Linked DNA regions of Homo sapiens: region 2 is linked to region 1. A link is an interaction called in ENCODE POLR2A ChIA-PET data of the cell type or tissue named here. Cell type or tissue: OCI-LY7. All regions are shown on one strand. Links, peaks and the distances in the headings refer to the core of each region. The heading gives the core; the rest is flanking DNA.

Region 1 (4,388 bases), core at 109-4,108:
TTGATGTTAACCAACAGACTCTCCAAAGAAGCCTTTTCTTCTAGCTCTCACAAGAGAAGGCAGATTTTTAGGTACCTCTGTGTGATCTATATCTCTCCTTTTTATTTTTAATTTTATTTTGTTTTGCTGTAATCTTTTCAGCAGAGTGGGTTTGCTCCATGCATGGCTGCTTGTGGAATAATTAAATTTGTGGTTTTTGCAACATTGGATATTTTTCCCCATTTAAAAAAATGGCTCCTGGTCAATGACTTTATTTTTATTGTTGCTGATTTCATTTCGAGTCCTAAACAGGTGGTGAAGGGGACCAAATAGGTGTGTCTGGGATAGGTACAGCTTCCTCCCAGAAATTAGCTGGAATTGGGCATTTTTGAAAGATTCAAACATATTTATGATAAGGTAAAAGAATGGGTGTCTTCTGGCTAACCTTTTCTGAATCTATGGAAAAGATGTGTAGACATTATTCCTGACCCAGCATAGGAATATTTTTTCTTAAAGATATCTTTAAGAAAAAATAATACATATATATATATAGAGAGAGAGAGAGAGAGACATATACGGACACCTTTATGTATGTAGTTTTCTCTTGAGGCAATGTAATGTGTAAGATGACCTCAGAAAGGACCTGGCCAGGCGCGGTGACTCACGCCTGTAATCCCAGCACATTGGGAGGCCGAGGTGGGTGGATCACGAGGTCAGGAGTTCAAGACCAGCCTGGCCAAGATGGTGAAACCTTGTCTCTACTAAAAATACAAAAATTAGCCAGGCGTGGTGGTGGGTGCCTCTCGGGAGGCTGAGGCAGAGAATTGCTTGAACCCAGGAGGCGGAGGTTGCAGTGAGCTGAGATCACGCCACTGCACTCCATCCGGCCTGAGCAACAGAGCAAGACTCTGTCTCAAAAAAAAAAAAAAAAAAGACCTAAGGGACCTCTCTGCCTTAGAATGGACTTAAAGTGTGTCCTTCATACGATTGTTCATTACTTACTCTGAATGCTGGTGCAACCTGTTGTATTAACTTCCCCAGTTCCCAGTGTCCTCCATTTCCCCACAAAGCAGGTATAAGACCCTCCCTTTCATTTCAGTCTCTCAATCCTACCCCAGAGGATAATACAAGGCAGTGGTAAGAGAATAGTGTCTATTCTGTTACCAACTCATTTTAAGTATATTCTTCCCAATTTACCAATAGAAAAACTAGAAAATACTGAGAACCTGAGTATTTAACACTAGAATTCAGCTCTAACCCCCTTTCCAAAGGGTTTCTCTCTTATTGACTACTACACTTGATAAGGACTGTCTGACTAACTTGGATTTGAGATCTCACTCCTACTACTGTAGTTGTCCTTTCCCTGTTGTCCTTTCTAAAGCTAGCCAAACCTTGTGGAAATTGGGGTAGTGAGATTTCCCATTCTTGGGGTAGAGGATTTTCCATCTCTCTCAAGTCTTTTTTTCTTAGGCTGTCCTGCCCTGTGGTTCATCTGAAAACCCCAGGCAGAGAGGACCTTGCATTGTTGGTGGTAGTAGAGATAGATAGAGTCCCCTGCATTAAAAACAAAAAACAAAAAATCAGGATTCCTGTTCCACAGTCTACACTTCGGGGTCATAGATCATCCCAGGATAACTGTAAGAAATAGGAGTTTTAAACCAACTCCTATGTGTGAATTAATGCACAGTGCTTTACAGTCACCAGAGTATACTTTATCTGATTCAGTTCTCTCAACATCCTAATTTGGTCAGCTGGATTACATGTAAGAAAACAAAAGCAGAGAGATTTAAGTGGCTAGCCCAAGTTTACATGGCTAATAGAAGCAAAAATGGAGCTGATTCTTAGTTTAGTGTCCTCTTCGCTACACCACACCAGCTCTCTACAGATGTCACCCCTTCCTCTCTTAGTAGTGTTACATTTGGAGCCCTAATCCAGATTCACTGGTTAGAATGATGCTCTTATTAGGGCTATGGACCATCAGACTACATCAAACTGTGCAGATAATAGCTTGAAGGATCTACTGAGTAGGTGCAGCCCTTTCCTCTCCAGACCTTTTTTTTTTATTTCCCTGAGATGGAGTTTCGCTCTTGTTGCCCAGGCTGGAGTGCAATGGCATGATCTCGGCTCACCGCAACCTCCGCCTCCCAGGTTCAAGCAATTCTCCTGCCTCAGCCTCCCGAGTAGCTGGGATTACAGGCATGCACCACCACACCTGGCTAATTTTGTGTTTTTAGTAGAGACGGGGTTTCTCCATGTTGAGGCTGGTCTCAAACTCCTGACCTCAGGTGATCCACCCACCTCAGCCTCCCAAAGTCCTCATATTACAGGCGTGAGCCACCGCGCCTGGCCCTCACCAGACCTTTTAAGCTACTGGTTTTCCAACTGAGCTTTGATTGAAGATGTAGGTCATCTAAAATGCAGCATCGTGGGCACTTAAGGGAATAACTTCTTCCTCTACTTGGATACTAGTCCAAAACGCTAATGATTAGAAGCTGATCTTCTCTAATTGCCTTACACCTTTCTGGCCCAGTTTATGTTTGTGAAACAAATACCTGTAAACCAAACTCCATCATCCACATTGACAATAACTATGGCAGCTCCCCAGTTCTTTGGAAGAGTCTGCTCCATTGACAAATAAGCCACAGTGAGGCCTTACTGATGTTTATTGCCACCTCTTCCACAGGCATCTCTACCCATTCCCCAGACCCAACAAGCTGGACTTTTCACCAGCACTAAATCTGCTTGTAAAAACTAATCAGCTCTGATTTTACATGAATATGAGGTGTGACTGCTCTTTGTCCTTTACCTCCATCTCTCCAACATACACACAACCCGATCCAGTGCTCAAAATTGAATCTGGGTAGCATTCCCTAATTATTTTTATTTGTAGAGAGGGAAAATTGATCTTTTTCCTGCCAAGACTCAACTTAGATTCTCCAAGTCTTAGGGGAGTAGTGTACTAACCCAGGTTAGTCAGATCATCAGGCAGTCTACATTTTGAGTGTTTGGTCATCACTGTCTTGGGGAAACTGGATTAGTATAGAAGTGCTGCCATTTTGGCCCTAGCTTTTCAAGGTATTTGGTTTAAAGTTGCCTTGTTCACTGTCTACCTCTAGTAGCAAGAGAAAATAAATGGCAGGATTTCCTTTTCAGTGGAAAAGGCCTTTAGGACTTGTCTTGCAAAATTCAAGCTCTAATGTCTAATGAGCAGCCTCATCTATTGCCACTGCTGTATCCCCTTACCCCACAAACACACTCATTTTTATTGACTCCTCTTAGTGTACTTGCCTTTGTCCATTGAGATGTAGCTGTTGTCTCTCACTTCAGGTCTGGTTCTGTTCCTGGAGAGTACCTAACTTATACTTCTTTCTTGTTTCCCATTCTACTTTTGGCATTCCAAAGGAAAGGGGTAAAGCTTTGGAGAAACAGGAATATTTTTTAATTCACTAACTACATAGAAGCATTTAAGTGCTTACACACACACACACACACACACACACACTCTCTCTCTCTCTCAGTCTTGGGGTTGCAGAGAAGAATTAGCATGTTCCTAACCAGTTGTGCCAGTGTATTCTTAGCTCATCGTGATTGGCTTGACTAAAACCTAAAAGAAGGACCCTAGCATGTATTTTGCCCATTTTTCCTACAGTGCCTTTGGAGTAGGTATTCTAATAAAGAAAGGTGTTTTCTTTAATATTAATGCCCTTAAGAAAAATGCCTTTCTCTATTAAAATAACTCTGAGCCTAGTGCCTTTGGAACCAGTGGGATTGGAATGGGGTTTCCTATTTGCTTTTGATGGGATGGTGGTAAAAAGAAGGGAGCCCAAACTACAATGATTTTTTGCTTAATTATTCCTCGGTATACCTACCAAAATCTTTGTAATTGTTGTCATTTGGTTTCCTTAGGTCATTAGTTGTTGGGGATGTGGGGTATGAAAGAAAAATTGCTGGTTCTTGGTTGCTTAATGATTAAGAAGCAGTGAGAGCTCAACAAGACAGGGTTTTCAGGCCAACCTGGCTATCTTGAGGCATACAGCTGTTAATAATCATAGACAGTGATTATAACATCAAGATAACCCTGCTGTTTACAGAGCCAAATAAGAGAGGGAGAACCCCTTTCCTTAATAGTTTTGCTTAGGGAGATAGGATTATGAATATGAAGGCAACTAGGCACAGTCAACCCCCCTGCTCTTCGCCATCCTGAGTCCCAAGAGCATATTTGCTGAAGACTTTAGCCCTTAGAGATCCTGAAACCAATTGTTCGCAGACAGTAACATGGAATTTCCACAAAACAGGTTGGATCAATCCTAGACTATCAAACTGAGTTTTCCATAGTTAGTGCCCCTTTAGTTCACTATACTCTTCTTGCAACTCCTGGAAGGGTGGCCATAAGCAGCACCTCTGCTGGC
Region 2 (4,388 bases), core at 315-4,314, 190 kb before region 1:
ATTAGCTGGACATGGTGGCGGGCACCTGTAGTCCCAGCTGCTCAGGAGAATGAGGCAGGAGAATGGCATGAACCTGGGAGGCGGAGGTTGCAGTGAGCCGAGATCACGCCACTGCACTCCAGTCTGGGCGACAGAGCAAGACTCCGACTCAAAAAAAAAAAAAATTTTTTTTGTAGAGGCAGGATCTCACTATGTTGCACCTCAAGCTCCTAGGCTCAAGTGATATTCTGCCTTGGCCTCCCAAAGTGCTGGGATTATAGGTGTGAGCTACTGTACCAGGCCAATATTTATTGATTTCATATTAAACTAAATAGTGGTATTGGGAGAGAAACAGGTTTGTGATAAGTTCAGTTTGGTTCATACTGAGTTTGTCGTACCTGTGAAATACTCAAGTGGATTTTCTGGTGGACAGTGGATTAGATGGGAGCCCCAGAGAAAGATCTGGACTTGAGATACAGTCCTTAGCAGCACATGGAAATCATTTGAGCTGGGGAGAGAATAAGACCACCCAGGGAGGGTATGCAGAAAGCACAGGGCACAGGATCTCAGATAGGCTTCTGTGGTTTAAGGAACAGGCAGAGGAAGGTCATTTCTCATGCCACAGACAAGGAACTGCCAGAAAGGTAAGAGGGATACCAGCAGAGTGTTTGTAGGAGAGAAAGGTCAATTGTGTTGCCTGCTACTGAGATGTCAAGCAACATAAGGATTGCATAAGGACTGCAGGATGCTCAGGCAAGGTCGGGGGTGACTCTATTGAGGAGTGACTTTGAAAAGGTGGCGGAGTGAGGGGACAGGAAATGGAGATCCCCTCTACAGTGTAGGCAACTCAAGAAGTTCGACTGTAAAAAGAAAGAGAGAGGCTGGACTCGGTGGCTTACGCCTGTAATCCCAGCACTTTGGGAGGCTGAGGTGGGCAGATCACGAGGTCAGGAGTTCGAGACCAGCCTGGCCAACATAGTGAAACCCTGTCTGTACTAAAAATACAAAAAAAAATAGCGGGCATAGTGGCAGGCGCCTCTAATCCCAGCTACTTAGGAGGCTGAGGCAGGAGAATCACTTAAACCTGGAAAGCGGAGGTTGCAGTGAGCAGAGATTGTGCCACCGCACTCCAGCCCAGGCAACAGTGCAAGACTCTGTCTCAAAAAAAAAAGAGAAGAAGAAAGAGAGAGAGACATATATATGGTGGTACCTGGAAAGCCCAGTAAGGGGAGGTTTGTCTAAAGATGGGAGAGACTTGGATATGTTTAAAAGTGAATGCGACGAAGCTAACAAAAACAAGCTAAAGTATAGGAGAGAGAGTTTCAGAGAAGGCAAAAAAAGGGTGGATTCAAGCACTGAACACCAAATGAATAAATAAGTGAATAAATGGGTGAAATTAGTCACTATTTTGGAAGTGGGAAGGAAGAGTTGAGGGGTAGGATTCTCCATGTGTTGAAGTGAAGTAAACTAGGAAGATCACTGAGGCAGAAGCCCAGTACTAGCCACCCAGCCCTCAGGGGAAGAGAGCTGGCTCTCTGATATCACCAGTGGGGAGGGTCATTCGCTCCTTAACCCACCTCTCCAAACCCAAACAGAAAGCCTCACATTGTGCAGTGGAGAAGCTGAGAGAAGAGGAAAAGAGGAGTGGCCAGGTAAGGCAGAAGCAGAAGTGTGGGTTTTAAAGTGCTGGTAATCCAGGGAAGGTCACTTCCCACCTTCCACCAAGGAGAAGCTGGCATCAGTCCCCTATCTACCTGTCATAGCGTCTTGCATTACTTGTCCATTGTTCCTGATTCAATTGTAATTATTAAGTTTATTGTGTCATTAGTTAAGGTCTGTCTCTCCTTAAGCTCCAAAAGGGCTCATTCCCTTCTCTCATCTCCAGTGCCTGACACTGCTCCTTGCACGCAGGAGGCACTCAATCAATCCTTGATAAAAGCATAAATGAGGCCGGGCGCAGTGGCTCACACCTGTAATCCCAGCACTTTGGGAGGCTGAGGCGGGTGAATCACCTGAGGTCAGGAGTTCTAGACCAGCCTGGCCAACATGGTGAAACCCTGTCTCTACTAAAAATAAAAAAACTAGCCAGGTGTGGTGACAGGCACCTGTAATCCCAGCTACTCGGGGGACTGAGACAGGAGAATCACTTGAACCCGGGGGGCGGAAGTTGCAGTGACCCGAGATCTCGCCATCACACTCCAGCCTGGGGGACAAGAACGAGACTTCGTCTCAAAAAAAAAAAAGCATGAATGAACCCACACACTAAAGTAGCTCCTGCCTCAAGAGGCTTGTGTGTACAGGACAGTATCAAGGCTTCTCAGCTCCCAAAATCGTGTCCTGGATTGGGAGGGTGGTGATATTTCAACTCTGAATCCCTCTGTGTTTCTCCCACTTTGTCTTTCTCTCTGATTTGGTCTTGGTATTTATTTGGCTTTCTGTTTCTCTGTCACCATGTCTCTCTGAGTCTGCACAGGAAGCACGCAGCTATGGTCTGAGGTGACTGGTAACGGAAACATTGATGCTTGCATAAATTTAATAAAGAATAACACACATTTTTGTCTTTGTCATTAACCTTGTGTCTCCCTGTTTCTGTCTTGAACCTGATTCTTTCTTCTTATCTCCTTCCTGTGTCCACCTCAAGACTCCCACCACTACCCAGGACCAACTCCTGCTCCTGAATCTTCTGATGGGCCCCACAAGGTACTTGGAGGAAAACTACTGGCCTAGGTCATCTCCTCTAATTTCCTGCCTTGCTGGCCATGCAGCCCTGCTGACCACATCCTCTCTCATGTTACTTACATACTTCCTCACCAGACACCACCAGGAGTTCTCAGCCCCCAAAACCTGTCACCGATCCTCACCAGGCTGTTTGCTCTACCCTCTCCCCCAACTCAAGGGCTCCCGTCCTCACCTCCCTGCAACACTGCTCCTAGAACCATGTCTGTCTACCTGGAGACAGCCAGGCCTATTCCCTTCTGGGTCTCCAGTGTCCCTTTTTCTCACAGGTGACAGTGCTGGCTACAATGCTATCCAGCCGGTGGTGGCCAAGTTCCTGGGGGATCCTAGGGCTGGGCCCCCGAAGCCCTCCTCGGGGATCCCAGCTCTGTGCCCTCTATGCCTTTACTTATACTGGGGCAGATGGCCAGCAGGTGTCTCTGGCTGAAGGGGATAGGTTCCTACTGCTTCGAAAGACCAACTCCGACTGGTGGTTGGCAAGACGCCTAGAAGCTCCCTCCACCTCTCGACCCATCTTCGTCCCAGCAGCCTATATGATAGAGGAATCCATCCCTTCCCAGAGTCCAACTACCGTCATCCCCGGCCAATTGCTCTGGACTCCTGGTGAGTAAGCGCTAAGCCCTCTCCCTTCACCTTCCTACCTCCCATCACCTTCCTACCTCCCTGGCTTCTGGGAATTTTGGGGAGGTCCCCCTCCCTCAAGCTTCTGCTAACCATCTTCTCTTGTTTTTCTTTGATCAGCCTACCTCTTGCCCCCGCCATGGCATCCTCATCCCACTGCCTGTCCTCCTAGTCCTAAGGCTTCTAGGTCTCATGCCATTTTCCACATCCTCCCTCTGCCCTTCTTGTCTTCCCTGTGAGTTCCCAAGATGAGGGACCCAGTTACAACAACACCTCTGATCACCTGCCACCCACCCTCCCCTTTTCTGTTTCCAGGGCCGAAGTTGTTTCATGGTTCCCTGGAGGAGTTGTCTCAGGCCCTCCCAAGCAGGGCTCAGGCTAGCTCGGAGCAGCCTCCTCCACTTCCCCGCAAAATGTGTAGGAGCGTCAGCACTGACAATCTGAGCCCCAGCCTTCTGAAGCCTTTCCAGGAAGGACCAAGCGGAAGATCCCTCTCCCAGGAAGACTTGCCGTCAGAAGCCAGTGCCAGCACAGTGAGTCACAGCTCTTCTGAGCTGGGCCCTGTTCTAGGCACAGGACAGACAGCACCTCTGTCTTCAGGGGACTCCCCTGGGGATGACAAACACAAAAACAAATAAATAAGATAACGCTTGGTACTACTGATAAGTCTAAAGGCAAGTTAATGTGGTGGAGAGTGGCTGAGGTGGTGCGGGGAGACATCTGTGAGGTCACGGCATTCAGTTGACTCTGAGCAAGGAGGAGAAAGAGGCAGCCGAGAGGCAAACTGGGTAGGAGGTGAGAAGGGACAGTAGGTACCAAAGGCCCTGAGGGGACAGGGCACAGGGCGCAGTGGAGGCACTGAAAGGCCAGCCCTGTGCTCTTCCTTCCTCCAGACTCCTAGCCCAGGGCAGGGTTTTTCTGTGTTCTGCTTGCCTGATAGGCTACAGCAGGTCTCCTCTAGAGATGTGACTTGCCCAGCCCTTCCCTCTCTTTCTTAACCGTGGGTGGAAAGGGGCTCCTCTTCCCTTCTGTAGACCCTTCTCTGTCTTCTT

What was found. Peaks named below come from ENCODE experiments on the same cell type or tissue, not always from the same donor. Only the 100,000 strongest peaks of a DNase experiment are listed, where the experiment ranks them.
Region 2: POLR2A ChIA-PET joins it to region 1 with 5 read pairs; 4 of 35 experiments call an interaction of 5 or more read pairs at or near these places.

The regions. Positions count from the first base shown.
Region 1 is chr12:57,284,540-57,288,927 of GRCh38, reverse strand. All of the region lies in intron 12 of R3HDM2 (R3H domain containing 2), which reads left to right. Among named protein-coding and RNA genes, the nearest start is that of STAC3, 36 kb to the right of the region's middle. In OCI-LY7, for the core only: no CTCF peak of the experiment used is centred there; no DNase peak of the experiment used is centred there.
Region 2 is chr12:57,478,021-57,482,408 of GRCh38, reverse strand. ARHGAP9 (Rho GTPase activating protein 9) reads left to right here and starts at 2,543. Exons shown (of 18, transcript NM_032496.4): 1 at 2,543-2,679; 2 at 2,985-3,318; 3 at 3,652-3,869. The coding sequence starts at 3,003. RefSeq lists enhancers at 2,130-2,219, 2,390-2,439, 3,960-4,009, 4,370-4,388. In OCI-LY7, for the core only: a CTCF peak has its summit at 3,176 (motif pointing right); DNase peaks (open chromatin) are centred at 2,458, 2,778, 3,148, 4,278 and 1 weaker place; H3K4me3 peaks cover 2,481 bases; H3K27ac peaks cover 3,451 bases.